Linked DNA regions of Mus musculus: regions 1, 2, 4, 5 and 6 are each linked to region 3. Evidence: chromatin loops called from intact Hi-C (ENCODE). Cell type or tissue: heart. All regions are shown on one strand. Region 1 overlaps Zfp790 (zinc finger protein 790). Region 2 overlaps Zfp383 (zinc finger protein 383). Region 3 holds the start of Zfp84 (zinc finger protein 84). Region 4 overlaps Zfp27 (zinc finger protein 27). Region 5 holds the start of Zfp568 (zinc finger protein 568). Region 6 holds the start of Zfp420 (zinc finger protein 420).

Region 1 (5,000 bases), 51 kb before region 3:
AAACTTTATTTTTACTTTATGCGAATGAGTATTTGCCTGCCTGTATCCATGCACCACATGGTGTCCTGGTGCTCCCTGGGGGCAGCAGAGGGTGTGTCAGATTTCCTTGGAGCTGGAGTCAGAGATGGTTGTGGGCTGTCATGTGGGTGCTGGGGAGTAAACGAAAATCCTCTGCAAGAGCAGCGGGTGCTCCTGACTGTGGAGTCCTCCTCTCCCGGTCTCTAACTCTACATTTTAAGAAAAATTACATTTTAAACTGAATTAGAGCTGTGGAAAGGGCTGCAGAGATGACTCAACAGTTCAGAGCACTGGCTGCCCTTCCCGAGGACCTGGGTTCAGTTCCCAGCACCCACATGCTGGCTCACAGGCATCTGTAACGCCAGCTTCAGGGGATCAGCCACGGGCACTGCATGCACAGGAAACACAGACATCCAAACAAAACACACACACACACACACACACACACACATAATTAAAGCAAACAAAACCAAAAGCCAACCAGCCAGACAAACAAACAAACAGGACAGAGTGGTCAATGCCTTTAATCTTCGAGCTGAGGAATGAGAGGCAGGGAGATCTCTGAGTATGAGATCTTGGTCCATATCTCAAGTTCCTGGCCAGCTGGAGCTATATAGTAAGACCTGTTTCAAAAAACCAAATAAGAGGCTGGAGAGATGGCTCAGCAATTAAGAGCACCGACTGCTCTTCCAGAGGTTCTGAGTTCAATTCCCAACAACCACATGGTGGCTCACAGCCATCAGTAATGGGATCTGATGCCCTCTTCTGCTGTGTCTGAAGAGAGCAATGGTGTACTTATATACATAAAATAAATACATCTTTTAAAAAATGCTTTTTTTAAAAAAACCCAAATAAGTGTGTGGTGGGTGGGGGTGTGGAAGAAGGGAGGAAGCTGTCATAGAGAGCAGGGCAGGGCACAGCGAGGCTCATGACAATTCCATGTAAAGCGTGCACTGTCCATTTCCCGACGATATGAAGAGCTCCGTGGTCATGATGGGTCTTTCTTTGCAAGTCAAGTGAGGGGCCACTGAACAACTGTGAAGTGAAACACGATTTGTGTTTTGGGAGGAGAGAGGGAGGACTTGAGAGCAACTATTACACAGTTTGAAGGAAAACCCGTTCTAATCCCACATTCCTCCTAAGCCATATATAAGAAAAAAGGGAAACAGAAACGAGAAATACTCACTCTGTGAGAAGTGGGCAAACACTGAATGCAAGCTTCTGACAGACAAGACATGAAAAGCAGGCAGGGACTTCGCAGGATCTCTGTGAATTCTAGGCCAGCCAGAGCTAGAGAGACTATGGCTAGTGAGATCCTGTGTCTCCCCCCAAGCCCCCAAAAGAGCCAGTGGGCGGTGGCACATGCCTTTAATCCCAGCATGTGGGAGGCAGAGACAGGTGGATCTCTGAATTTGAGGCCAGCCTGGTCTACAGAGTGAGTTCCAGGACAGCCAGGGCTACACAGAGAAACCCTGTCTTAATTTAAAAAAAAAAAAAAAGTGCTTGTTGCTAAAAGTAGACAGGTAGGGGGATTTGGATTCAAGGTGACTAAGCAGACAGCTGTGAGACCGTGAGTGGATACTAATACTACCTGCCTAAATAAATACAATGGAGGGACATGATGGTATGGGGGAAATGGCACAAAACATCACCTAAAAAGACATTAGATTTAAAAAAAAAAAATCCATGAGGAGTGGATGGGTTGAGGAGATGCCTTGGGGTTCCAAGCATGTTGCTCTTGTAGAAGACCCTGGCTTCATTCCCAACACCCACACAATGGTATGGAGCGTCCATCATTCCAGATCCAGGGGGCTCGATGCTCTCTTCCGACCTCTCCAGGGAACCAGGCATGCACTTGGTATGCATACATATGCATGGGCAAACACTCAGCACACAAAGTTATCAAAAACATTTAAAACTCACAAAGAGTTATGCCAAAAAGATCAACTACCTCTAACTGAGAGGAAATTCAACTTTTTTTTTTGTTTGTATGGTTTTTTTTTTTTTTTTTTTTCGAGACACGGTTTCTCTGTGTAGCCCTGGCTGTCCTGGAACTCACTCTGTAGACCATGCTGGCCTCGAACTCAGAAATCCCCCTGCCTCTGCTTCCCAAGTGCTGGGATTAAAGGCGTGTGCCACCACACCCGGCAATTCAAGTTTTTATTAGACTTTTCTACCCTGAAAATGTATGGCTTGTATATTTGTGGGAAAAGAGATGAGAGAATCAATGATTGTATGTCTAGACAAGTTATCATTCAATTTTTAAATTAATTAACTTTATTTTGGCTTTCTGAGGCAAAGTTTCCTTATGTAACCCTGGCTGGCTGGGAAGTTACTAAGCAGACCCGGCTAGCTCTAAACTCACAGAGATAGCTCAACTCATCAACATTTTTTAAAGATATAAAAAGCACACACTTTTAATCTTGACACACACTTGTAATCTCGCACATGACAGCAAGGTCAGGAAGGTCCCTATAGCTTGAGTCAGAAGCAGTGAGAGGCAGAAGTCGGTTCTGAGAACACTATGCACTTTTTAACACCGGAGCCTCTCCTGGCCCTTTCTCTATTCTTTTATCTCCCAGTTGCATTTCTGCCATTTCACTCACCAAGAGAAAGCACTTCCTTCAGCTCCACACCCACTTTCAGAAAGTACAGTGTCTATTATTAAACACAATGCTCATTCTTTGTGTGTCAGGGCAGCTGCTCTACCGTGTTTACATACATGGCCATGTACATACAGGCACACATAACCTGTCCACTGAATGTGAACATCGCTTTCCGGAACACACACAGGACAAGGCAATCGCCCACGGCTCCCACATTAATCCCAAGTGTGTGTACCTCACCTCCAAGCTCGCATACTAACTCCAACGCTGCCAGCCGGGAACACCACCACTTTCTCTTCAGAACTCTGCGCTACACAGAAATGCCCTTCACCCCTGACCTCGGCTTTCATGGCCATTCTGATTTCAAGCTTTAAATTGGCACTCAATAAACCCCACAGACCCTAGACGTTCCTAGGGCTTCAGGCTTGAAGCCAATTGGGTTGAATACAACTCCCCGGAAGTTGCTTGGTCACAGTGCACTCTGGGAAATGTAGTCCGTCTCTGCATAAGCTTTAACAAAAGACTACACCACAACTGTCAATTTAAAGGCCCTGGCTTTAAACTCCAGTATTTCCATCGACATAGACCTTCTCCATACACAAAGCTAACATCTGTTCACAAGAGCTTCAGGAATTTCAGGACACATTGAGATGGCCAATATTGAGACCTACATACAGTTCTTTCCCAGCTATGCAAATGATGCCACTAGCTATCTTTGGACCAGAAATATCCATGGGTGGGATGGCTCTTGGGAAATGTAGTCCACCGCCTGGGAGCCAGAGAAACTGGCCTCAGAAAGATGACAAGACACATGGGTTGTAAAACAGCATCATACCAGAGGTGAGTTTGTACGGTCTACACTCCAACAACAAACTGGCTGAATCACTACCTCGGATCACACTAGTACCTGCCTGCTTTATGATGAAAGATGAAAAGGGATAGGTTTTAGTTGGTGCCTGATCCAAACCCCTGTCTTGCCTAAAAATCCATGAAAACCCTACCTTGAACTCAGGTTTGGTGTCTCTTCCACTCTCAGACAAACAGAAATACTTTAGTCCCATCCTCCAAATGCTCTTTAAAAATAAATAAATAAATAAATGTGTCTGGACGTCAGATCCCCTGAAGCTGGGGTTGCAGCCAGTTGTGAGACACCATGAGGGTAGTGGGGTTCAAAGCCAGCTCCTCTCCAAGAGCAGCCATCTCTCCATGCCTTTCAGTTATCCTTACAGCTGTGCTGTAAGTGCCTGCTCGCGGTTGTTCTTGTTCTCTGGTATACTGATGCCATTCCGTCCGACTGTTTGCTTGCTTAAGTTCCAGTAGAGGAAGATGGTTCATATCAACTAAAACTTAAGAGCCAGGCTTATGAGGAAGTCTTGAAGGCACTTCAATGGTGTCAGCCCCTCAATGGGCATCTGTGCCAGGCATGGTTCTCATTCGGCTACTGAGCTTAGAACTCCTTCATGGTTCTGTCCAGCAGTCTCTTGCTCAACTAGGCTGCATCCAGTTCAGTGAAGTTATCATCTCCCTACCTGAGAGTGGATGATGCAAGACTTGAATTTTAAATCAAATACCAACTCACTGGAAGGGTGTGATGGGGCTCCCCCACAGCCCTAGCTAGCACTTGGAGAGTGGAGCTGGGAGGGTCCGGGTTCAGCCCTAGACTCTGAACTGACATGTATCCTGTTTGAGACCAGCGTAAGCTACAGCCTATCTCAAAAACAAAAACTACCACTTGACAACTGTGCTTGGTCTTTAATGATGCTACCATATGTGTGTGTGTGTGTGTGTGTATATACACACATATAGATACATATATATGTATACATATATGTGTACATATATACATGCATGCCAGGCATGGTGGCCCACAACTGAAATATCAGCATTGGCAGATGAATCTTTGAGTTCACTATGAGTATGTATTTAAATAGTAAGTCCTAGGCTAGTCAGGGCTACATAGAGAGGCCCTGTCTCAAAAACAGAAAGGGAATGGGGCAGGCTTATGGTACTGAGGTTTCTATTTAATTCAGATAAAGAAATGAGATGACATTTACCTTCTAAATCTGGCTGATCTGGACACACACCGTTGCGGCTGTGTCCACTGACTCTGGATGCTATGGACACACACCGCTGTGGCCGTGTCCACTGACTCTGGCTGATATAGACACACACCGCTGCGGCTGTGTCCACTGACTCTGGCTGATCTGGACACAAACCGCTGTGGCTGTGTCCACTGACTCTGGCTGATATGGACACACACCGCTGCGGCTGTGTCCACTGACTCTGGCTGATATGGACACACACCGCTGCGGCTGTGTCCACTGACTCTGGCTGATATGAACACACACCGCTGTGGCTGTGTCCACTGACTCTGGC
Region 2 (5,000 bases), 140 kb before region 3:
ACACTCCTTGCACTCATAGGGTTTCTCCCCAGTGTGGATTCTCTGATGGTTTGTAAGGGCTGAGCCACTACTAAAGGCCTTCCCACATTCCTTGCACTCATAGGGTTTCTCTCCAGTGTGGATTCTCTGATGCTGAACAAGCTTCGAGCTCTGCGTAAAGGCTTTGCCGCATTCCTTGCATTCATAAGGTTTCTCACCTGTATGAACTCGCACGTGTTGGAAAAGTTGTGAGCTCTTTGTAAAAGCTTTCCCACATACTTTGCAGGCATAAGGCTTCTCACCAGTGTGAATTCGCTGATGGTCAATGAGATTTGAGCAGTAGCTAAAGGCTTTCCCGCATTCCTTACATTCGTAAGGTTTTTTACCAGTGTGGATTCTCTGATGCTGAGAAAGGTATGAGCTACAACTAAAGGCCTTCCCACAGTCTTTGCATTCAAAGGGCTTTTCACCAGTGTGAATTTTCAGATGGCGAGTAACATGTGACCCACAACTGAAGAACTTCCCACACTCCTTACATTCATAAGACTTCTCACCAATATGAATTCTTTGATGTTGAATAAACTGTGAGTTCTGGGTAAAGACCTTTTTACACTTCTTACATTCGTAGGGTTTCTCATCATTATTAATAATCTGATGTAGGGTAAAAAAGGTCTGCTGAAAGAATGTGGGCATGTATTCCCGAGTGAGTAACTCTTGGCTTCCATGTCCACCTTGAAATTGGCCTCCACATTCCGGAGCATCTGTAAAACCGGAGCACGAGAGGCTGTGCTTTGAAAGTCTCATTAGCTCCCTCTGGCAGGACTCGATCTCATACACTTCCTTCTTTAGAGATAATAACTTGCTCTCACACATTGACTCCAGAGCTGAAAGAAAGGACAAGCAGCAAATATATTTTTTTCCTCTATTATTTGGAAAAGCTTTAAACTTTCATACTGGGATAAAAAAAAAAAAAGGAAGTGACTATACTGTTTAGTAAGTAAATGACACAGGCTTACGGAGATCTATGACGGAAATGGACAAAGAGCACAGGGAATTAACAAGATGCACCGTGGAGGCAGAGACCACCATGGAGGAAATAAGTTACCAACAAGCACTGTCTTGTTTTGGAGACAGGGTTTCTCTGTGTAGCCCTGGCTGTCCTGGAACTTGATCTATAGACCAGGCTGGCCTCACACTCACAGGGATCAGCCTGCCTCTGCCTCCTCAGTGCTAGGTTAAAGGCGCGCACCGCCAATGCTCCTACAATGACTCTTAAATGTGGATGTAAGTCAGAATAGTTTGGAGAAAAAAAAGCACTGGGTACAAGACACGAAAAACAAACAAACAAACAAACAAAAACCCCAAATAATACATTTGGTCTTCTGCTCATTTTGTTTGTTCAGAGATAAGGTCTCACTATCTAGCCCTGACTGGTCTTGAACTCAAGAGACCCTTTGCTTCCCAAGTGCAAGGATTAAAGGAAAGGAATGTCTCCCGAGACAAGGTCTTACTATGTAACTCTGCCTGGTTCTGAACTCTGTATTATCTTGCCCCAGTCTCTCTAGTTGCTAGGATTATAAACATGTTCTGCCACACTGATCTTTGTCCTGGTTTTCTGCCATGGAACTTCAAAAAACCTTGAGATTCTCTGAATGACAGCAGCAGTTCTGTGGTGCTACTGAGGCAATTCATGATCGGCCTTAACGAGCCTCAGGACTGGTTCTGGAAAGATGGCCCAGCAGTTAAGAATGTGTGCTGCTACTGCAAAGGACTGCGGTTCAGTTCTCAGTGCCCATATAGCTGCTTACAAATACCTGTGACTAGTTCTAGAGGATTTTATCAGGTCTTCTGACCGTGGGCACCAGTCCACAACTGGTGGTGCACACATACCACACACACTCAGGCCCATGAATATAAAATACCACATCTGGTGCACACATACCCCATACATATAAAACAACAAATCTTAAAAGAAAGAGAAAAGCTCTAGTATTGAGCCTGGTCACCAGAGGGTAACTCAGGTTGTTAGGAGGTTGGGATTTTAGGCATCCGACCTCTGGATGGACAAGAGAAGGTAAAGACTGATAAGCCAGTTATAAAACCGTTCCTATGTGAAAACAAAACCAATGATGACCTGAGTCTGATCCCCAGACCAACACCATGCACAGAGAAAACGAACTCTCACAGTTGTCCTTTGACCCCCCCCAATTCGCCCCATGCAATCAATCAATCAATCAATCAATACATGAAACAAAATAATAATAATAATAATGCTCTTTTTTTAAAAAAAGAACTTGCTTTTCTCACTTAGACCCAAGTTTTTGGCAGAAGCTTACAAAATAACAACCAATGGGCAGGAGAGATGGCTCAGCTGTTAAGAGGTCACTTTCCAGCAACCACATGGTGGCTCACAGCCATCTATAATGGGAGTTGATGTTCTCTTCTGGCACGCAGGTGTACATGCAGACAGAGCACTCGTCTACATAACATTAGGAAATACTCTTTAAAACAAAATAACGGGCTGGTGAGATGGCTCAGTGGGTAAGAGCACCCGACTGCTCTTCCGAAGGTCAGGAGTTCAAATCCCAGCAACCACATGGTGGCTCACAACCATCCGTAAGGAGATCTGACTCTCTCTTCTGGAGTGTCTGAAGACAGCTACAGTGTACTTACATATAATAAATAAATAAATCTTTAAAAAAAATAAAAATAAAAAAAAAAAAAAAAAACAAAATAACATGGGAAAGGTGCAGTTTCCTGGATTACCAGCGAGTTGTCCCCGTGGGCACCGCTCTGCGCAATGCTTCTCACTTACCCGAGCACAGGCCTCTTGTAAGCTCTTTACCAATCATCCAGGGCTCTTTGCCTTGCTCCAATAAAGAGATCACCTGAGGCTTGGGAATGTGAAGTCCTGCTTACAAGAAAAGACATGGAACATAGTTACGCTGTGGGAAACGGATGCCATCCCTCGGTCACCAAGCAAGAGATGTCAAGACAGGAACAGCCAGAGACGAGGAGGAAGCTTTAGCCACAGCCCACCGGAGCCGCCTGTCTCTCAGGCTTCTGTTTCCGCCCAGCTGAAACCAGGTATTTGCAAACAAGGAGCAGGAGTTCAGGTGGCAAGCTTGAAAGGCAGCTGAGAAATTCCTTGAGGAAGAAGCAGACACTGCAGAGATGGCTGCGCTGCTGATACAGGTGTCCTTACCCACTGAGAGCAGGTTGCTATAGTTCTCCAGCATCACATCTTTGTACAAGTCTCTCTGCGCGGGGCCCAGACACTCCCACTCCTCCTGCGAGAAGTCCAGAGACACGTCACTGAACACCACCGGTTTCTGAAACAATAAACACACCCAGGTTAGAACACAGAGAGCACTTCCAAAATGTTGGTGCTTGCGTTGTCCGGCTGAGCAAAAGAGCCACTCCATGATGTCACCAGACCCGGGACCTCTGGGTTGCCTGTTCATCCAGAAACAGGACACAAAGCCAGGCATGATGCTGCACGACTATAAGCCAGCCCCAGGGAGGACGAGGCAAGAGGACTGATTTGGAGTTGAGCTGTCTTGTCTGCCCAGGTTGCACAGTGAGTTCCAGGCCAGCCTTAGCTATAGAGTGTGATCAAGTCTCAAAGAACAGGCCTGGGGAGTTAGCTCACTCATAAAGAATGCGCATAATGCCCTGGTTTCAAACACCAAAACAATCCTTCATTTCTTACTAATTCAAGTTCTTTTTCTGGTGGCCAAACGTTTTGATTTTTGACTGTACAACCTCAACAGCTTATACACACAGTTCAAACTTCTTAGAATCTTCCACTGCCTGGCTTGGATTTTTAAAAGAAGATTCAAACCCTTGTACAGAACTTGGCATGGTGGCTTATACCAGTGACCCAGTACTAGGGAAGTGAAGCAGGAGACTCTAGAGAAGTGGTTCTAGATAACCAAGTAGTTCTGGATAATCAATTATCCCGCAGAGCAGATATTTACATTATGATTCATTACAGTAGCAAAGTTACATTCATGAAGGGCCAACAAAGTAATCTTATGGGTGGGGTCACCCCAACATGAGGAACTGCATTAAAGGGCTGCAGCATTAGGAAGGTTGCGAGCCACTGATTTAAAGCACGGAGTCAGCCTGGGTTACAGCGAGAGACCCTGCCTCAGAGCTAAACACAACCAACTACACAAAAAACTCAAAATGGGGGCTGAGTGCTTGCTCAGTGGTTAAGAGTGCTTCCTGCTGCTGCACAGGACCTGGGTCTGGATCCCAGCCTCCACACGGTAGCTCGCAACCTTCAGTATGTTCCAGTGACTCTAACACCCTCTCTTGGCCTCCACGGCATGTATGTGGTACTGCGCATACATGCATACATGCAGAAGTATAGTGACTCACACATGTAATTGCAGCTCAGAAGAATTAGAAGTATAAGGTCATGCTCAGCTACTTGCAGAGTCTGAGACCAGCCTGTCTCAAAAATCAAAAGAAAGCCAACAACAACCAAACCACACAACTGCCACGCATAGTTTTTCACTCCAAATATATGAAATGGTTAATGCTGTAAGATCCCACCCTTGAAAATGTCATGAAAAGGAAATTGATCAAACAGAGGTTATCCTTGTGTAGCAAAAATTTTAATTGGCTCTGTTTTCCAAGTTCTTTGAAATAACCATGTTATAGAAAGAAACAAAAACTGTAAGTTGTCTAATTCCTAAATTAACATGTGACCATTAAACAGAAGGAAGTCAGGGAGAACACAGGCCATGTGTCTATGTTGGAGTTTTCCATCATTTCCATGAATGGACAATTGGAAGAACCGGGTCACTTGATAAGTCTGTGTTAAGACATGGAGACAGCTACATAGTTTAAAGCTGTTGTTAAGTTTTGCTGGGACAGTGTCTCAGCTACTAACTTATCCTGACCTCCGCCATTCTGTTTCTCCAAGTGGTTCTTGCTAGCTGCTTCTATCTGTCCTGGGGGCCTTCTGATTCCATCTTTGTCTGCTGGCAACATTGCCAGCCTGGAAGTCC
Region 3 (5,000 bases):
TAAAGAGATTTTTCTTTTTCAAAGATGGTGTTTTACTAAGTACACCAGGCTAGTCTCCAATGCAAAGGCCCACTTGCCTCTGCCTCCCAAGTCCTGGAATTTGAAATGTGTATTATACACCTGGCTACTTTCTTTTCTGTTTTCTTTTCTTTTCCTTTCTCCTTCCTTCCCTCCCTCCTTTCCTTCCTTCCTTCCTTCCTTCCTTCCTTCCTTCCTTCCTTTCTTCTTTTGGGATAGGGTCTCACCCTGTAGCTCTGGCTGTCCTGAAACTCGATATGTAGGCCAGGTTATCCTCAAACTCACAGAGATCTGCCTGCCTCTGTGTGCTGAGTGCTAGGATTAAAGGTGTGCGCCACCATGACCAGCCTTTAATTTTAAAAAACGCTATGTCCACAATTGATGGCCTAGGTCTCTTCGAGAACCCGGTAAAATGCCTGCTGTTTTTTCTTTTTTTCTGCAGGCAGCCTGAGCTTCTCCAAACTTTTGTCTGAGAGTTTATGCTCAGAATTGTTTTTGAAAAAGCTTTACTTATTTTATGCTTATGGGTGTTTCACCTGCACGTGTGTCTGTGTACCACGTGCATGCCTGGTGCCCTGAGGGGTCACAAAGAGGGGACTGTATCTGCTGGAACTGGAGCTATGGACAGCTATGAGTGTGGGTACTAGGGACTGAACCCAGACTCTCTGAAGAGTAGCCACGGCTCTTAACCACCGAGCCATCTATCTAGACACTAGACAGATGAATAAAATGAAATTCTGTCCAAAGTTCAAAGCCGTGCCTCTAGGCTACTCACTCTTCGGTGTTACCATGAACAGGTTCAATCATCTTCAAAACCTCCACATGCACCTCACCCCAGGACTAACCAATTCTATCTCACCCCACACTCCCTTTTACTAGGACAGTAGGAAGAGTTCCTCATGTCATGAAGAAAGGCGTTTCTGTGGATTCCTCCATACCAAGCCAAAAAAAAAAAAAGGAACTTGATCTCTCTGGAAACCGTAAACAAAAAAACAAAGTACATTTCAGGAACTTCAAATAATTTCTGCAGGAACTGGCCAGGTGCAGTATTAAAGTCCATTAGCCCACTTAAGCTGCTATAACAAAATACCAGAGACTAGCTTATAAATAACAAACTTATTTCTCTGTTGTGGTGGCACTGACAAATTAGGTGTCTAGTGAAAACCGATTTCCCCGGTCCCCAGATGGAGTCTCTGGACTGCACTCTCACCTAGAGAAGGCAGGTAGCTCCAGGGAGCCAGGGCACTACTCCCATTTAATTACCTTCAAAAAGCCCCCACCTTCTAAACCCACCACACCGAGGACTAGTTTTGTAACTATAAACTGGACAGGGTGAAGATGGGGTACAACGGAGACTCCGTGTGCTCACTATGTCTGCTTCTTGACAGAAAAGCCTAGAGCTGAGGAAGTTGTCTTTTTAGAACCTGAAGTGGATCACCCAGAATCATGAACTTCAAATTCTGACTTCTCTAGTGGTAGTCAACAGAGGCTAAGATTTTCTAAGAGTTCCCTAAACAAGGCTAAATGGCTACTCGGAGGGTGTGACACAAAAGTAGGAACCCACAGTAATTACGTTTTTTCAAATACAATTTCTATACACTCATCCGTTTCTGAGACAGGATTTCACTATGTGGGTCCCGGTAGCCTGGAACTCACTATGTTCCCACGGCTGTCCTCAAAGTCACTGACTTCCAGCTTCCGCAGCTCGAGTGCTGAAATTATAGATGTGGGTCACCATATCTAACTCCTAACTACAGTTAAAAGTCATGCTGATTGGTAAACTGATCTATCTTGAACACAGAAATCCTTACCGTCTCTACTATTTAGCTTTCTCCCCCCTCCCCCCAAATTTTCAAATAAACTTGACATAAATGGTGTCCCGCACCTCCCGCCCCCGACTTTGCGTTGCAAGACTAGAGGATCTGGTAACCACCTACTACCCACGTTCTGCTGACTTCGCGCACTCTCTCTCTCTCACCCTCCTGTACAATCCACATCCTCCAAAAACCTTTTCGCCCATGCAGTCACACTCCCGCCGCCTTAGTCCCTCTTTAAGCCTCTAGCGCCATCCCGGAAACCGGGTGGGTCCCCTAGAGCCGGCCTGCAGCCAGCGACCAACAAATACAGGCCTTAAGGACTGTATTTACACAAAGCACTTAAAACCAAGGGCAGACTCACTTCAAAAGTATAAACTGCGATCTCACGGCTTCGAACTCGGACGACCAGCGAATACCGACCAGGACAGTACCGGGTTAGGTCGGGTAGGGCACTGAGATGATCCGGAACAACCTCTTTCCAGCCACTTCCGCCATGTGGCTGAGCATTTATAGTGGACTACATTTCCCAGAAGGCGGTGCTACTTCTAGAGTCTGCAGGAGAGTTTCAGTGTGCGAGAGAGGAAGTAGAGATCTGTTGAAACTAGAGAACGGACGATTAGTTTTCTAAAGGGGGAATTTCCCAAGGATCCAAGGCTTGAAGTCTCTGAAACTTAAGCAGTTTCGGCTCTGTGGTGGGGGTGGATCTTTACTCCAGCTACAGAAGCGAGGCAAGAACCCGAGCAAGTGATCCAGCTCAGGACTACATTTCCCAGAAGACATCACAGACCGCGTTCTCGGTAAAGAACTCATCCTGCTATTGACAGTCGGATATATGAGGGCTCTTAAGAGCTTCTCCAGTGTGGTGTTCCAAGCTCCCTGAAGGAATGAGACAAGGCTGTTAGGACTGGGAACGACTGGATAGGGCAAAGATCGCCCTATCTTTACTGGAATATTTAGTCTACTTACCACTCGATAGCCACAAATTTAAATGTGCTGCATTAGCCTGGGTTGAGCATTGCATGTTTGTAATCCCAGCACTCAGGAGGCAGAAGCAGGAGAATCAAGAGTTTTAATGCCCGCCTCGGTTACATAACAAGTTTGAAGCCATGGTTACCTAACGACCTGTGTCCATAAAGGAAAATAAACAGAGAGATGGTTCAGTTCTTAAGAGCATCGTCTGTTCTGTTCCAAGCACTTATGTTGGGCCAATCATGAACATTTATGTTGGATCAAATTTTATGGAATTCCATATGTATGTATGTATATGTATATATATATATATATATATATATATTCTCACTCATATAATGAGAATTCAATGTCGATCATACTGGCTTCAAACTCTGGCCCATGTCTCTGCCTTCTGTTTGCTATGATTAAAAGTATGCATCACTGTGCCTCAAGTCTTGGTGGATTTTGTTATTGTTGGTTGATTTTGTTGTTGTGGAAGCAGAGTTTTATTAGGAAGACTGTCTCCGGGGGGAAGAGAGAGAGAGAGAGAGAGAGAGAGAGAGAGAGAGAGAGAGAGAGAGAGAGAGAGAGAGAGAGAGAGAGAGAGAAGAGAATATCTCGCTCACAAGATCTAGGTTTACCGGCAGCCTGAAACCCAGATTCCGCTTTTTGGATTTCTAGGTTCCTGGTCTTTCCGGGACCTCCTGGGACCCTTTCTAGACAGAATTCCCAGAGGAATTCTCCGTGAATCGGCTTAGAGCAGATGTTGTGGCAGGGGTTACACGAAGGAGGATTTGGTGCCCTGGCTTGTTTTTCCCACAAGGCACTGCGGCTTGGACTCCTCGGTTTGAACTACATTTCCCAGAAAACAACGGGTGCAAGCAATTTACAGTTCAGCCCCAGTCCCCAAACACCCCGCAGGGTTCTCAGTGCTCGGCAAAATGAATTCAACCTAAATCCAAGGGCGGTGACAGGAGGAGGGCTCTAAACAAATGTTTCAAATTTGGAGTTCCTGATTTGGACATGGAGAAGCCGCCAGTTGTTACTGGAATGTAGGCCTGTGGGTTAGTGAAGAGCACAGGAGCACTTTGTGTGTCTGTGTGAAGGAATGTGCGGGAGCGCGTGCATGTGTGAAAGGAGGAGAAGGGGTTGGAAGAGAAAGACAGAGGAAAGAGGCAGAGACAACGGGTGGTGGGTAAGATGGGAAGGGCTGGGATGTTTCTTCTGAATTGGAAGCACAGTGAGAAGCTGTGACCAGTGGGTGACATTACAGGCCGTGAGGGACAAGTCTTTGCTTGGGCTGCTGTAGTTCTATGTGTCAGTGACCCACCTAAGTTCCTTACTGTTTTCACCACTCGTTCTCCTCACGTTGACTTCTTGGGGCTGACACTGAAAGGTCTGTGAGAGGGAAGACATAAGCTAATCCCTAGATTAAGTTTTTCAGCAAGAAGACACAGCATTGTTAACAGTGGGAGGCATGGGATGCTGGTGGACCAGTCTCGTTCGTACAAGTCTCAGAGTCCCTGCTCTGTAAACCTGAACAGACAGCATCCAGTTGTTATGACTAAAGAAGCTCGTTTATACTGTGCAACCATCTTGGTACCCACCAACCAATTGTCTCTGACTCCAGTCCCTGGAAGATAAGTTCTGATTAACCCCGACTCAGTGACACCCACCCCAAAATGTAACTGCTTTATTATTTTTATTTCTTTTTCAGCTCCTGTAAAAGGAAGGGCAGTGGAAGGGCATCCTGAGACATGGGAGCTGAGGAACCTCATAGCTCTGAGAGGAAGCCTCCTCAGCAGAAGAGTTGCAGCTCCCAGGGGAGGGTGTCCCCACCTGAGCTGAGGACCAGGAGCCTCAGCCCTGTAGGGATATTGGGGCCCCGCATCTGCTCCACCACAGGGCTCAGCCACTCAGGGAGGCAGGACGCAGGAAGTTGACCATGTTTATTTACCGTGTTTATTTATACCATCACCAGACAGGCCCGGGACATGGCTCCAGGGGTGGGGAAGTGCAGTCTGAGGCACCGATGGTTCTCAGGTTCTCGGACATCCAGGTGCTGCTGGGAGACGCAGAAGACCTGAGAATGGAGCGAGGCCCTGCAGGCTAGACCTAGCCTGGGACAGGTGTGTGTGTGTGTGTGTAGCTCCAGCTGGTCCCACAGGGAGAGAGTCCTTGACTTAGCAGCAGCAGTGGGGCTCGAGCTTGGCT
Region 4 (5,000 bases), 130 kb before region 3:
ATTAATATATTTAATCCCAGCACTTGGGAGGCAGAGGCAGGCAGATTTCTGAGTTCGAGGCCAACCTGGTCTACAGAGTGAGTTCCAGGCAGCCAGGGCTACATAGAGAAACCCTGCCTCGAAAAGCAAAAAAAAAAACAAACAAACAAACAAACAAAAAAACCACACACACACACACACACACACATATATGTATGTATGGATATATATATATATATATATATATATATATATATACACACACACATATACATACACAAATACACATATATATTGTGTGACCATCATATGACCTTACAGTTTTGCCTTTGTTTTGTTTTGTTTTTTGGAGCCCTGGCTGTCCTGGAACTCACTCTGTAGACCAGGTTGGTCTCAAACTCACAGAGATCCACCCTCCTATACCTCCAGATTTCTGGGATTAAAGGCCTGTATCACCACACCAGCAGACATTACAGATTTGGTTTTTAAATTTATTTATTTTATGTATATGAGTACACTGTAGCTGTCTTCAGACACACCAGAAGAGGGTATCAGATCCCATTACAGATGGCTGTGAGCCACCATGTGGTTGCTGGGAATTGAACTCAGAACCTCTGGAAGAACAGTCAGTGCTCTTAACTGCTGAGCCATATCTCCAGCCCCCTTAGAGATTTTTTTTTTTTTTTTTTTTGTCTGCTTAGTTGTGGAGGGATATTGCTCACAATGGAAATGTAATTTGTCCATCTCTCTTTGGTCCATTTCTGGTTTATATGTTTGAAGTTATATTGTTATCAACACTTATGTGTATTTTTACAAAATATATTTATTTTTTGAAGAGTCTATATGTATACAATGTATTTTGGTCTCACCAACCCTTACTACATCCCTCCAGTTATTTTTAATAATAGGTATGACTAAGTAGTTCAAGGAATATTGTAGCAATTAGAGTGTCCACCATAAGTTTGTAAAAGAGTTTAGTTTCACAAATATCTTTCCATTTTGCAAGTTTTCTTTCTTTTGTCCGGTTCTTACCCCTTGGCTTTTTAAAAGCATTGCTATGTTTCTTATATGGTAGTAGGCGCTTTACCCTCTAACATGTCTCCCCGGACCCAGATTTTCTTAAATTTTCTATTCTCTCAGCACTGTTTCTTGAGGCTAGTCCCTGGTACAACAATTTCAGCATAATAATGGAGACTAATTAGCATAAATTCTTAGATCTCTAGACTTGCTGGAGCAGAAGTCATGGGAGTGAGGCTGAGAATTTTTAACTATATTTTGACAATACCTCTAGATAATTTGAGTGCATACCTGCTCAAGTTTGAGAACGACTGCTCTGTGAGGTAACTGGCATGTGTTTCAGTGGTGAATGTCTAATGACTAAGGATTTGACATTTCTGGGTATCTTGGTATCTCTGAGCGGCTCCTTACAAGATCTTCTTCCACAGCACTTCTTCCTCACAGCTCTGACTGAACTCATAGAGGACCGCTAAGCTTCTGGTTGCTGAGAGGACAGGGTCTAGACCCAGCGTGATCATGCCAACTGACTGGACTTCAACCCTGGAAGCTACACCACTGGCCCCAGAGGATCTTGGGAGCTCATGTGAGGTCAGGGGGGCGGGGTCTTGGGGGTGAGACTTCCTCCAAGGAGTAGATGTCCCTAATTTGTCCCAGGAGTCTCAGAGGAGAAGCAGATAGGCCACCCGAACAACTGAACCCCTAAACCTGCCCCTCAGGGAACCAATCTTGATCTATTTATCGAAAAATCAAGAAACACCTGAGCAATGTCATCCACTCCAAAGGCAATGAGGGTGGACCATCATGAGAGACTGTTGTTTGGCATCCTACCGTGTTTATCTGTTGTCTGTGGATAAAATTTTTGGTAGAAATTACTTCCAGATAGGGTTTCTGAAGGAATGGCGCCATTTCTTTTCAGAGCGCCACACTGAACGCAGATAGTCTATTGATTCGGTTCTTGACATTTCTGCTTCTCAGTTAGTCTCCAATTTTCATTTTTCCTCCACAATTTTTACTGCTTTCCTTTTTGGGAAACATTGTCAACTTTGTCTCCTCCCGCTCTGTTGCGCTGCTGTTAACACTATCAACATTTAATTTCAAGTTTTGGTTTTAAACATTTTACACAGTGAGATAGGTCGCTAGGTATGCTTACCCCATAAGCTTGGAGACACAAATTCAATTCCTGCAACCACATAAAAGTGGAAAGAGAACAAACCCCATGAAGTTGTCTTCTGTCTCCATATACCATCATAGCACACACAGCTAAAGGCTGACAAGCAACACAGTGCCAAGGTTTCTCCATCATATATAGCCTGCACGTCTATCTCAGCAAAATGACCTTCACCAAGCAGCTGATCTGTAGAAATCTCTCTACCCTTGGCTCTGTTTTGTTGAGCCATATCCTTCCAGTCTTGAGGGGTTCTTCTTCTTTTTTTTTTTTTAAGATTTATTTATTTATTATATGTAAGCATACTTCAGACACTCAGAAGAGGGCGTCAGATCTCATTACAGATGGCTGTGAGCCACCATGTGGTTGCTGGGATTTGAACTCAGGACCTTGGGAAGAGCAGTCAGTGCTCTTAACCACTGAGCCATCTCTCCAGCCCCAAGACTGAATATGTTGTAATTCTGATATCCTGCTCTCTATCCTGATTAATTTTAACAGGTTCACCTCCAAGCTTTGCCTCCAGTCCTCATTATTTTCTCTCTGCCGCTCAGTCTCCTCTGTGAGCTGCTGTATCCTTTACTCTCGCGTCTTTTCCAACTCCTGTCTCCAGCCTTCATTTTCCTCTAGAAATTCCTTTAATTCTAACGTTTCCTCTAGTCCACTACACTGCCGACTCTTAGATTTCTCTTTCTGCTGTTCAAACTGCTCCTCTATACATCCCTGTATCTTCTGTTCCAGGCCCTGCGTCTAGCTTTTAAATTTCTCTTTATGTTGTAATTCTGATATTGTTGTGTCTATCTTATTTTGACTTACTAACTTTAGTAAATTATCCTCTAGACTCTGTGTCCAAATTTTATCCCTAGCTCTTTGCTGTTCAGTTCAATCTATGAATTTCTGCATCTTTTGTTCTAGCATCTTTTCCAGCTCCTGTCTCTAACCTTCATTTTCCTCTCTCTGTGGCTTATCATGACCTATAAATCCCTGAACCTTTAGTTCCATCATTTGCTCTAATCCCTTTTCTAAGGCATGTAATTTTTAAATCTAGGGTCCCGTCTTTTGAGAAAATATAGTAAACCAAGATATTGTAAAAACTGTAATTGATAAGTGTCAATTAAATCTACCTCATTCAACCATACAAAATATTATCCCAGAAAACTCAAAAGGTATTTATTGTGTTTCTCATCTTTAAGTATCAATCTATTCTTTTTTTTAAGATTTATTTATTATTATTATTATATCTAAGTACACTGTAGCTGTCTTCAGATACACCAGAAGAGGGTGTCAGATATGGATGCACCAGAAGAGGGTGTCATTACGGATGGATGTGAGCCACACCATGTGGTTGCTGGGATTTGAACTCAGGACCTTCGGAAGAGCAGTTGGCTCTCTTACCCATTGAGCCATCTCACCAGCTCCCCCCTCACTCAGCTTTCAGTCCACACATTGTTGCAGTCCTGGATCACAGCCACAGCCATTTATTGGGGATGAGGGTGGGGGTGAGGATGGGATGGGGGTAGACTTTTATTTCAGGTTAGTTGAGTTCTGAGCCATATGTTGGTGTGCCAATTTGTTGCAGCGATTTCCAATCCCAGTAAGCCTGTATAAAACCACACAACCCAGTTATTATATTTATAACTATATGCCTAGATTGGGCAGATTTATCACTATCCTCACTTATTTCCCAGCTATGAGACCCTTTGCTACTTGCAGTTTTTCCTGGCCATGTGGTTCTGTTCCTTGTTGGCTCTACCTCTTCTTCCTCCATCCCCTCTCTCTCCCTTCTCCTTCCCTGTCCCCATGTGCCCCCACTCTCTAAAACCTCCAGTCCCACCTTTCCCTTCTACTGCCTTTATTTGACCAGTTAGAATGGGGAGAAAGTTCATGAGAGAAGCAGAATTAACATCAGAATATAAACAGCACCAGGGCAACCCACAACATGTCCCCCTTTTTGTCCAATTTAAAGGCTCTTTTCTCTTAGATATAAATTGAGCACAACCATCACAATTATGTAAATTATAAAGTACAATGTACACTTGTATATTATATTTGTATTAGTGGGTGTAGAGAGAATCTCTTGTGCACTGTGTAAAAGCATTCACATGTCAATAAAAAAGCCCATGGCCAATGAGCTGAGTCAGGAAATAGGAAGTGGGAGTTCCAGCAGAGAGAAAGAGAGAGAGGGGAATTATGGGAAATAGTCAGGCACTGGAGATTAGCCCCAAATTCTAAGGAGCAGACATAAGCATGAACCTGAGAAGAAGGTAACCAGCTCTGTGGCATGCTCAGAATAGAAGAAACTGGGTTATTGAGGTATGAGCTAGGCAGGGAACAGAGCAAAGGTTTTGCCTAGGCATTTCATCATATATAAGAAGTCTCAGTCATTATTTCAGGGAACTTGGGCATGGCTATGTTAAAAAATACACAGTTACAAGTGGGAGTAAGAGGACGGTTAGCTTTTACAGTTGAACAGTGCTCAGACTTTACAGAGTGGTTTTGGGTTGGTCTTCTGCTGAGATGGCCACAGGGAGTCTTTAATGTTTCCTGTCTGTGAGGTCTTGTGTTTAACACCATGGAGAATCCCATGATCTAGATAATCTCATCAAACGGCTCCTAGCAACACTGTAACCCACATGATAGCACCAGGCCCTGCTGTCAGCAGCTGCTTTTCTTACTCAAAAATAGAGGGGTGGGAAAAGATTGGCTCATAACTAGAAACCTAGAGCTGCATATTTAGGAACAGGACTTTGAGATGAAAGCCACCACGATTATTTGGGGATGGGGATGGGGTGGGGGTGGGGATAGAGGTGGGGATAGAGGTGGGGGTGGGGGTGGGCTGGGA
Region 5 (5,000 bases), 210 kb before region 3:
CCTCCTGGATGCTAAAATCACAGGTATGTGTCACCACACACAGCTTAAGAATTTCGGGCAGTGGTGGGGCACGCCTTTAATCCCAGCACACGGGAGGCAGAGGAAGGTGGATTCCTGAGTTTGAGCCCAGCCTGTTCTACAAAGTGAGTTCCAGGATAGCCAAGCCTACACAGAGAAACCCTGTCTTGAAAAAAACAAAAAAAAAATTTTTTTTAAAGTATTGCAACATAATGTAATATATTACTCAAGGATGACAGAAAGAGATGGCTAGCTAGTTTGGTGTACAAGCATGTAAATGTCTTGTTTAAGTTTGAGGTTTTGCTAAGTACACACAGACAAGAACAGAAACCAAGCCAGTGAGGGGGGTACCGAAACAAGGTAAATATAAACAATAAAAACGTGTTTTCAGTAGTATGATAATACAGCAGAATTAAACTCACCTATTAACAGTCAGGCCAGACAAATGAGTTTAAAAAACACTCAGCTGATATGTTGCTCATGAGAAACCTGAAACATAAAGACAAAGGGTTTGGAATATAAAATTTGTGACAAATGTAATTTGAGAGAGAGAGAGCTAGTGAGCAAGCTAGAGAGCAGAGCTAGAGAGTGCACACAAGAGAGTGCAAACAAGAGCACACTATCATCAAAGAGCACTTGCACTAAACGGTAACACCCAGTATAAAAGTATTTCTAGAGATTTCTTAATGTGGCAAATAGTTATTTTAATAGACTACAAGCTTACCCACACAACTTTTCTTTGGCTAAATATGGACACATTTGAAGCAGAGGTTTTTTAGAGTCTTTGCATGATCTCCCCTGTGCTCCCATAATCCACCGTGAAAAGAAAATATGTTTGGAATCAGTTCTTTTTAACTTGAGCACCAGAAAACAACAAACAGAGAGCAGATCTGAATTTCAACCAAATACAGCCTGGATCAGCTAAATGCAATGAATCTGCTAACAACGTGAACTGAAGGAATCCCAGTTGGTTTGCTATTGAGCTTAGGAATTTTTTTCAGCCATTATTAAACTAACTTCAGGGCTGGGAATGTAGCTCATTGGTACAGTTTTTGCCTGGTGTGATTGAAGCGTTAGATTTAAATTCAACACTACAAAGGTAAAAGAAAGAAAGAAGAGAAAAGAAAAGAAAAGAAAAGAAAAGAAAAGAAAAAGAAAAAAAGAAAAAGGAAAAGGAAAGGAGAGAAAAGAAAAGATTTTTTTAAAAATTAAATAAGCCAAGCAAGCCATTAGGTAATAATAGAAAGAAAAACTGAAAAAAGTTAGAGAAGAAAGTGTTGAAAGGGCGGCAATGAGGAGGGGGAAATCATTAGAAAGTACAGATTTTTTTTCCCCGTAGTTACGAGTTACGCCAAATGCTACACACCTAAGAACTCCGCGGTACAATTGCACACGCCACGCCATCCCCACACTCACCACACCCTTACTCAACCCCTTACCACCAAACATGGCCACGACAGGACACTCGCTCTCGCACAACCACACCCCCTCCAAATCTCCAGAGTAGCACAAACTCTTACCAGGTTTTTGGTTGCAGCTCCGAACAGGCTTGAGTCCCGCCTTCTGGCCCGGAGCTCTCCGCAAAGCTGTGACCCGGGATACTCCGAGCCCCCCGAGAGCCCGCGCCCAGCCCGAAGCCCACGGCCGGCGCAAACCGGACCACCCGTGCCTCTCCCGTGGAGAGGTCCCCGCAGCGCCACCAGCCAAAACCTCCCGAGACGCAACCTCAGAGACGCGGCATGCGGGCCACGCACGGCCAGCCCCTCCACTCGGGCGGCAGCGCGCGCCCGTTATGTCCCAGAGCACAGGTGCTCCCAGAAGGACCCGCGGCCCGACCCAACTTCCGGTCAGAGCTCGGCTGGCGTTTCCTGTGCTAGGGACAGGAGTCATGGCCGAAGGCGCCGAGGTGGCTGAGCCCATTAGCGCGGCGAGACGGTGACGCCGCCGGCGAAGCAGCGCTGGACGTGAGCAGCTGCGGGGACGGTCTTTTCCGGAACAACCAGAGGAGGCGCTGGGGGCGCTAGGTGGCTGTCCCTTTGTGGACTACATTTCCCAGAAAGGCTAGTGGCCTGTCCAGCCTCTCGGCAGGAGCCTTGCGACTGGGCGGACGCAGTGCCCTGGAATAGTTTTTGTGGTTGTTTGTAATACATTCTGATAGCTTTTCTATGAGGACATGAAATGTCTGGTCGTTGTGGAGTTGTGGCTTAAGTGTAAGACTGTGCCTACCTCTATGTGGCATCTTGCATGTAACCATGGGGCTCCTGTCACCCGAGTGGTTGTGACTTCAGAACTCTGCTCCTGGGAACAATCTCTGAGGTGAGGTTTAGATTCGCAAATTGGTCAGGGTGCCAGTTCTCTCCTAATCTCCATTCTCTACGCAGGATGGATAATGGGGACAAGGCTGGTAATGATCTCTGGCCTGGCCAAGAAAGACCTGGAGGGTCACAATTTTTTTATGTCTACTCCCAGTTTTACCCATTGCCAGGTCAGTTACCCAAAAGAGGCAAAGAATGCACTACAAACCACAAAGAGCCGGGCTTTCCTTTGTGCCGAGCCCAGAGTGATCCCAGGTATTGGACGGCCGCCCCCATCTTACTGCATGCCCGCAAGCCTTACTTTCTTTCAAGCTGCAGTAAAACCACCAGGCCTGGGCGAGCTCCCTAAAGGCTGAGATAAGACCTCTGTCTTAGAATAGCCTTGAGCCTGAATGAACATCCTCCTACCTGCCACACCCTGGGCTCCAGAACTAACCCTCAATTTACAAATTCCTTCTTTATTGTTCCCTGAACCTCTGCTCCTGCCTTTATGCTTCAAAAGGAGAAAGGAGACTGCTCTCTCCCTTTGTCAAAGGTCGAAGCTGACTTGTGACCCTAACCAGTTAGAAGTGTTTTCCCGGGGGGGGGGGGGGGGGGGAGGGAACGGGACGGGGGGAGGGTATAAAGTTTACTTGTGGTTTATTTCCGACTTTCTTGGTCCTTTCCTCATTATTTGCACACCCCATGACCCCAACATCTGAATGCCTCTGGAAGTACTTGCTTAATGACGACTTGTCATTTGAAAATAGATCCCTATATTGTCTCCATTGGAGAAAAGAATAGCTATACCTATTATTAAGTCAGAGAGAGGCATAGAGGTAGCCATGTTCCAAGCCTGATTGCAAGCTAGAATAATCGGCTTAAGTTTAACTGGTGGGAGACAGAGCAGGTGGATCTCTGTGAGTTTCAAGCCAGCCTGGTCTACAGAGTGCGCTCCAAGCCAGCCAATGTTACACTGCAAGACCCTGTCTCCGAAAACAACAATAATCTGTGTACACTGTTATCATTTGATGATTTTCACTCATGTGGTCAATTTTCTTTTACTAATTACAAATTCCAGTTCAGTATAATCTCCAGTTTCAAGGCCTCTTTGATCTCAAGCTGGCTTCATATTTTTGAAACCAAAGTGTGTAATGTGGAAGGAAGATGTTCAGTCTGATTTCACTGTACACTTCTCTCCCTCCTACCCAGTGAATGTTTCCTCCACTGGAGACACAAGCCAATTCAGGTGAATTAGAAGTAAGTTTATTTGCGAATGGCTCCTGGGTGAACTCACCGGTCTCAGAGGACAAAACTGGAAAGTCACAGGCAGCGTATGATGTGGGAACTTCTTATAGATTGGTGGGGGGATGGGAGCACTGGAGTGGGACCTGAAGAGTTTATGTCTTCAGGTTAGCAGGGTGGGGCCTGTCAGGAATGTCAGGAATGTGAGACTGTCAGGGCTCTCTCTCTCTCTCTCTCTCTCTCTCTCTCTCTCTCTCTCTGTGTGTGTGTGTGTGTGTGTGTGTGTGTGTGTGTGTGTGTATGTGTGTGTGTGAGTGTGTGTGTGAGTGTGTGTAGGGAGAGGGAGGAAATGGAATTTCCTGGACTGCATGGAGGCGAGGGCAAGCCTAGGATGGTTCTCCAACCAAACACCTAACAGGCAGTCTCTGTAGAAACTGGTCAATAAGCATACTGTTCAATTAGAACTGTGATTGTGAAGAGGAGATGTCCAGAAGATTTTCTTGAAAGATTTGTTAGTCTGTCTGTAAAGCTATTCAGCAATGCCCCCACCCCCCGAGCGCCCCCTGTGGGATACTCTCACGAATTTCTCAGAAAAGCTGTAATTGGAAACCTCTTAGTGCACTGAACAGCCTGTCTCCTTCAAGTAGTAGTTACTTACCGTTCCTGGCTTGTAGCTTGGTGCTTTTGTCACTCTTTGTTGTACCATGATGGATCCAAGAAGTAGAATTGGAACCAGTCTTTATGCCCTGTAAACTCTAGAGAATATAGGAAAAGAACCCCAAAGCATCTTACAAGGCGTTTCAGATCCTGTCTGGATGGATCCCTTTCCACCTAGGCTGAAAGGGGGTTAACCTCATTTCTCCTGTGAGCTGGGACTGTGTGCCCTCTTCAAAAACAGTAGCCAATTCTTCCTTACCATCTAGATGCTCTACAGTTCTATCTTAGACTGAGTTAATACAGACCCACGGGTTAAGAACCTCTGTCCCAGAAGACTGCTCTAACTTCAGCCTTGTGTCTTGGGTCAGACAGAAAACACAGTTTGGTGTCTCCAAAACACTACACTTCTCAGCTGAAGGGACCCAACTTGACAAGACAGATTCTATCTTGTAACCAGGCCTTCATTTTATATACTAGGCTCTATCCTCAAGTTAAACTCTAGTTACTGGAAAAACCAGGAAGGAACTACCCTAGACACAGGCCACCAGCAGGAAAATACCTAACATTCCAGAGGCTGTAGATAGATATAAATAGATTGCTTAAGCCAATCATGTGACTGCCAAGCTGATAAACCCCTCACTCTGCTGTAACCACAATAAAAAGGCTGAGCCTTAAATGCTCAGGGTTGCTGCATTGAAGGGGCCTGAGGGTCTGAGTTGGAGCTTGAATAAAGACTCTTTGCTTTTGCATATGAGTTTGACATCTGGTGGTCTTTGGGTATCCCGG
Region 6 (5,000 bases), 92 kb before region 3:
ACCATTTAGTGTTAGCACAGGGCAATTTGGGATAAAGTGCCAGCGCCCCCGCTGTTGAGTTTCCTCCAGGGAACCTCACCGTGAGAGTAAATCAACCCTGAGGGGGGAAATCCTCTCATTGCCAAGAGAACACTGAACCAAAGCTTCCCACCATCTTCTAGACTGAGCACAAAGGCGAGGAAGATGGAGCTCAGGCTGGGGTGGGAAGAACTGAGACCCGCGTCAAAGCACGGATTAATGTCCTCAAGGTTTTACCCTTTGAGAAGAATGTAAGAAAGGAGGGGCCTGGGCTAGGGATGCAGGTGTGCATGGGACGTGACGGCTGAGGGCTTCAACTCCCTTGGAAGACTGCAAAGCGTTCTGTGTGTACTAAATCTGGTATGGTGAGGACAGCTTCCCCCTATGTGGCTTACCGGGATCACCTTTGAAGAAAAAGAGATACATTTAATAAATAAATTTTTAAAAAAATCAGTAAATGTCTAGAAGATTTAAACAACACAACCAGTCTACCTGACCCCAACGGCATCTGTTCTTCCTAACAGCAGAAGAATACAGTCTTCCTCATTGCCCAGGGAACATTTACTACGACGCCCCAGACTGTAGGTCAGGAGATAAATCTTGGTAAATTTAAAAGGATTCAAGTCACACGAAGAAGTGAGAAAGAACAGATCTATTAGAAATACTTGAAAATGGAAGAAGGCATCTCACGGGTTAAAGGCAATTAGAGACAAAAGCCAAGTGGATACTGGTTGTGAGTGACAGATGGCTCAGGAAAGGAAACGGCTGATACATAACGACTTTCGAGCTGTGCGTCTAATTTCTCATTTTAAAATTCCACTCAATAGCTAAAAAAACCAAAAAACCAAAAACCAACAACAACAAAAAACAGACCATAGGCCTATCCTCTCTCAGCTCTTAAGAGGCAGAGACAATAGGACCAAGAGTTCAAGGATCCTCACCTGGGCGACTCAAGACCCTGTCTAAAACCAAAACAGAACAGAATGAAGTCTGCAGTGGCAGAGGATCCCAGTTTCGTTCCCCTGCGCCCACATCTGGCAGCTCGCACCTGCCTGTAATGGAAGCTCTAGTGCCCTCTTATGGACTCCCCAGGTACCTGCATACAACATGGAGCAAATTCACTCAAATGCACACAAATAGAAGACTTCATTTACTAAATAAACAAAAACAAAACAAAACTGAAGGTTGAAGTAAGAATTTGACTAGTTGGCGCTATAAAGCAAGATGGTACTGAAAATATAAAAATTAAAAAAGCTAAGACCCTCGGTGGTTGTGGCGCATGCCTTTAATGTCAGCACTCAGGGGGCAGAAGCAGGGGAATTTCTGAGTTCAAGGCCAGCCAGGTCCACAGAGTGAGTTCTAGGACAGCCAAGGCTGCAAAGAGAAACCCTGTCTCAAAAAGAAAACCAAACCAAACCAAAACCAAAACAAAAAACTGAAACAAAAGCTAAATTCTCCCAAAAGTTACATAAATAGTACAAGAATGCTCTTTCTTTTAATTTGAGCATCAAATCCATTCTTTATAAATGTATCCAGTATTGGAAAACATCTATTACAAATTACACATTTTCATTACTCTCAAAATATAAACATCAAATGCCATTGAGTTAATGCATGCCTTTAACCCAGAACTTGGAAGGAAGAGGACGATGGGTCTTTATGATTTCAAGGCCAGTGTGTACTACATAAAGAGGTTCAAACCAGGCAGAGACCTGCCTCAAAAATAAGTAAATAGGAATAAATAAATTGCCTTGTTCCTCCATTATAAGAGAAGACTTGGGTAGGAGACAGTCACAAAAACAACAATAAAGTAAAACAAAGATCGTTTTCTGACATGATAAAGGCTGTTGAGGAGACAAATATCTGCTTACCTCAAACTTCCCTTCTAGATGGACAATGGCCATTTTTCCTCTTCTGTGTTGTACTTTGAGAATAAAAAAGTTAAATGAGATGCTATGTTGTTCTTGCCATATACTCTGAATTAGAGACAACCTCTTCCTCCGTCCCCACAGAGGGGTTAAGTCTTTACATTCTGGGAGTAATTGGGGAGAGACAAAGTCACAAGCAACTCAGGATCCTTTGGTAGATTCATGGTGGGGACCCCCCATGAATTCCAACAAAATTTCACCGTTGTACCCTACCACATCAGGGAAGGATCACAGGTAGAAACAAGAAAATTTCCACAGTCACATTGCTAGTGTCACAATTTACACTGTCAGAGCTACACCGTTGGAGCACTAACTCGTATATAGGACCCAAGCATGTACAATAACCAAACATTCTGTCAGGGACAAATACTGTCAGCGACATTCTTTTACAAGGGTGAACTTCTACTTTCTTTACAATCATGAGTACAGCACACAGCATCCTACAGTCACACACATACACACACGTACACACATAAACACACACGCATACATTCATACACACGCACTCACACAGTCACCCAAATGGGAGAACACTATAAAAGTCACAGGCGACGGAAACAAGCAATCGTAATCTCAGTGACACTATCACACATGTCTTCCGAGGCAAGCCAGTTATGCACAGGATACCAGGTACATCAACAACCTCAGAGTGACATAAACATCTAAATACCTCGCTATAACAGCACCGTTTCTCCACCATACACGTGGGCCGACACCATCAGTCCCAGAAACATCTCTAGTGAGATAAGCAACAATCACACACACCCTTGTGTGTCACAACTCATTCACACACAGCACGCCAACCACAAACCAAGGGTCGCAACAGGCTCCAAAAGCACAGGCTTGTGGCGTATACACGGGAGACACCGCCACCTAATGCCACAGACACGTCCTCCAGACGTTCCTCAGCACGCTCACCTCCGAGGGAAGCTCAGGGTCCCGCCTCCTGCGCCGGGCTCCACTACAGGCAGCCTGCTCTATGGGATGCTTAGGAGATCCTCCAGACACAACCCTCTCGTGACGCAAGTACCCCGAACTCTCGCCAGGAAACGGAAACGGCGTTCTGCTCCCGGTGGCTCTGGGAAATGTAGTCCAATGGCTGGGGCCAATGCCTGCCCCCCCCTCCCTCCCCTCCACCTTCTCTCTCACCCCTCCCTCTTTCCCTTCCACCTCTCCCCTCCCTTCCCCCTCTCTCCTTCCAAACCGCTCCTCTTTCCTCCCTCTCTCCCCCCAATCGCAATATTTGTGAGGTGATTTATACCTGTGGTAATGAGATTTTATACCACATGTGGGGTTGCTCAACAGAGATTCAGCCACTGTAGTTTGTTTGTGAAGGGTCACTACATATTTCTGGAATAATTGACTAGTTGCTCATGATGATCTGTGTTATCTTTCACCTGTATCCACTTCCAAACGACTTTCAAAGAACCCTTAAGTTTCCACTTCATTGGTTTGAAGGAGAATGGCCCCCACAGGCTCATATATTTGGATGTTGGTTCTCAGTTAGGAGATGTGGCCTTGTTGCAGGGGTGTACCTCTGTAGGTGGGCTTTGAGGGTTCAAGCCCAAGTGAGGCCTTAGAATCAGATGTGAGTTCTCACCTACTTGCTCTAGGGCAGAGCCTGCCTGATGCCATATTTCCTACCATGTTGACCACAGACTCACCCTCTGAAACTGTCTGCAAGCCTCTAATTAAAAGTGTTTTTTTCTTTTTTTCAGCCAGGCAGGGCTGACACACTCCTTTGATCCTAACACTTGGGAGGCAGAGGCCAGCAGATCTCTAAATTCAAGGCCAGTCTGGTCTACAGAGCAAGTTCTAGGAGAGCCAGGGCAATACAGAGAAACTCTGTCTTGAAAAAACAAAAGTATTTTTTCCTCCCAGAGGCAGAGTTAGGTGAATCTCTGAATTTGAGGCCAGTCTGGTCTATAGAACAAAGTCTAGGATACTCAGGGTTACACAGAAAGACTCTGTCTCTCTCATTCATATATATATATATATTTTTTTTTCCAGTAAGCTTGTATTTTTCAAAACCAACTTAAGTGTGCTTAAATGCTTTAACCTCCCTTCTAGCCTACCACCCACCAGAGGCAGTGGAAAGGAAAGGTTAATAGGGCAGAGGAGGATGTGGGCTGTTTAGAAATAGTTCTTTGGGGCAATCCCAGTCTTTGTTGTCAGGATAGCAGCAGGCAGTTCAATTCACAGGAATCAGCAGTGGTAGCTCGACTCACTTGTAAGCAATATTCACGAATCAGCCATAGCAGTGGCTTGCGTCCATCCAGAAGAAACCTCAAGGCTCTTCCAAATTGGCCAGAGTCCACAGAAGCAGCAAGAAGCCACTGGAATGCCACCGGAAGTTCTTTGGTGTGTTTCTCTCTACGAAATCACAACAAACGGTGACTAGCAAAGAATAGCAAGATGACCCACTGTCACCCAACACCTATGTCTGTTGGGTTATACTTATACCCTTTTCAAACATCACATGTTCTCTCAAGCATCTGCTAACAAAACATCACATGCCTTCTTTCCAAGTAGCTTCCAGAAAAACACCACGTGTCTGTTCTCAGCAAAACAACTTCCCACATGTCTGCTTCAGCACAACCATAAGACAGTTTCCAGAAAACTATCCATGTCACAAAGAGACCAGAACTTTCCACTTCATTTTCCTGTGTTGCCTTAGTCATGGGGTCTTCTCACAGCAATAGGAGAGTATCTAAGACAAATGCAGTGCCTACCTCGGGAAGGAACTGCTACAGGAATGGAGGCCAAAGGGAAGCTCAGCTTTACCTAGAATGTGGAGCAAGTTTTCTACAAGAAGAAGAAATCTACACATTATCTTGGTAATGAAAAATAAATAGTGAAGACACATTCAAAGTGGGCATTAAGAAGACTGTGTATAATGGCAAAATTTTCAGGATTTGACAAAATAAGAATTTGGCACACAGGTGAATATGGAAGAAATTGACTCTAATGCCAGGAAAGGAATGACAAGGATGAGAACAAGCAGGGAAAGAGGGAGGAGTCCTTCTTCCATGTCCTTAATGTAGGTTTCCAGGT

The links. Hi-C counts contacts between places; a loop is a spot of excess contacts. Peaks named below come from ENCODE experiments on the same cell type or tissue, not always from the same donor. Only the 100,000 strongest peaks of a DNase experiment are listed, where the experiment ranks them.
Region 1: a loop joins it to region 3, with 5 times the contacts of the local background. A loop is called at or near these places in 18 of 42 quality-filtered maps.
Region 2: it touches region 3 in a loop (2.8-fold over the local background); 10 of 42 quality-filtered maps call a loop at or near these places.
Region 4: it touches region 3 in a loop (5-fold over the local background); 10 of 42 quality-filtered maps call a loop at or near these places.
Region 5: it touches region 3 in a loop (6-fold over the local background); 2 of 42 quality-filtered maps call a loop at or near these places.
Region 6: a loop joins it to region 3, with 2.7 times the contacts of the local background. A loop is called at or near these places in 7 of 42 quality-filtered maps.

What each region holds. Positions count from the first base shown.
Region 1 is chr7:29,817,063-29,822,062 of GRCm38, reverse strand. All of the region lies in intron 1 of Zfp790 (zinc finger protein 790), which reads right to left. Among named protein-coding and RNA genes, the nearest start is that of Zfp790, 3.5 kb to the right of the region's middle. In heart, no CTCF peak of the experiment used is centred here; a DNase peak (open chromatin) is centred at 3,082; H3K4me3 peaks cover 1,507 bases; H3K27ac peaks cover 796 bases.
Region 2 is chr7:29,910,480-29,915,479 of GRCm38, reverse strand. It overlaps Zfp383 (zinc finger protein 383), which reads right to left. Exons shown (of 5, transcript NM_001243908.1): 3 at 3,185-3,311; 4 at 2,795-2,890; 5 at 1-863. Among named protein-coding and RNA genes, the nearest start is that of Zfp383, 4.5 kb to the right of the region's middle. In heart, no CTCF peak of the experiment used is centred here; no DNase peak of the experiment used is centred here.
Region 3 is chr7:29,765,892-29,770,891 of GRCm38, reverse strand. It overlaps Zfp84 (zinc finger protein 84), which reads right to left and starts at 2,340. Exons shown (of 5, transcript NM_023750.2): 1 at 2,197-2,340. It overlaps Gm38983 (a long non-coding RNA gene), which reads left to right and starts at 2,639. Exons shown (of 2, transcript XR_881933.3): 1 at 2,639-3,838; 2 at 4,504-5,000. In heart, a CTCF peak has its summit at 2,123; DNase peaks (open chromatin) are centred at 2,321 and 3,641; H3K4me3 peaks cover 3,703 bases; H3K27ac peaks cover 2,599 bases.
Region 4 is chr7:29,900,484-29,905,483 of GRCm38, reverse strand. It overlaps Zfp27 (zinc finger protein 27), which reads left to right. Exons shown (of 5, transcript NM_001037707.1): 2 at 1,425-1,584. Among named protein-coding and RNA genes, the nearest start is that of Zfp27, 3.1 kb to the left of the region's middle. In heart, no CTCF peak of the experiment used is centred here; no DNase peak of the experiment used is centred here; H3K4me3 peaks cover 69 bases.
Region 5 is chr7:29,980,767-29,985,766 of GRCm38, reverse strand. It overlaps Zfp568 (zinc finger protein 568), which reads right to left and starts at 1,812. Exons shown (of 10, transcript NM_001167872.1): 1 at 1,539-1,812; 2 at 441-507. Gm31735 (a long non-coding RNA gene) reads left to right here and starts at 2,246. Exons shown (of 2, transcript XR_001778074.2): 1 at 2,246-2,334. In heart, CTCF peaks have their summits at 2,019, 3,267 and 4,133; a DNase peak (open chromatin) is centred at 1,926; H3K4me3 peaks cover 4,667 bases; H3K27ac peaks cover 4,537 bases.
Region 6 is chr7:29,857,958-29,862,957 of GRCm38, reverse strand. Zfp420 (zinc finger protein 420) reads right to left here and starts at 2,979. Exons shown (of 4, transcript NM_172740.2): 1 at 2,865-2,979; 2 at 1,890-1,942. In heart, CTCF peaks have their summits at 1,103 (motif pointing left) and 2,848; a DNase peak (open chromatin) is centred at 2,957; H3K4me3 peaks cover 1,330 bases; H3K27ac peaks cover 618 bases.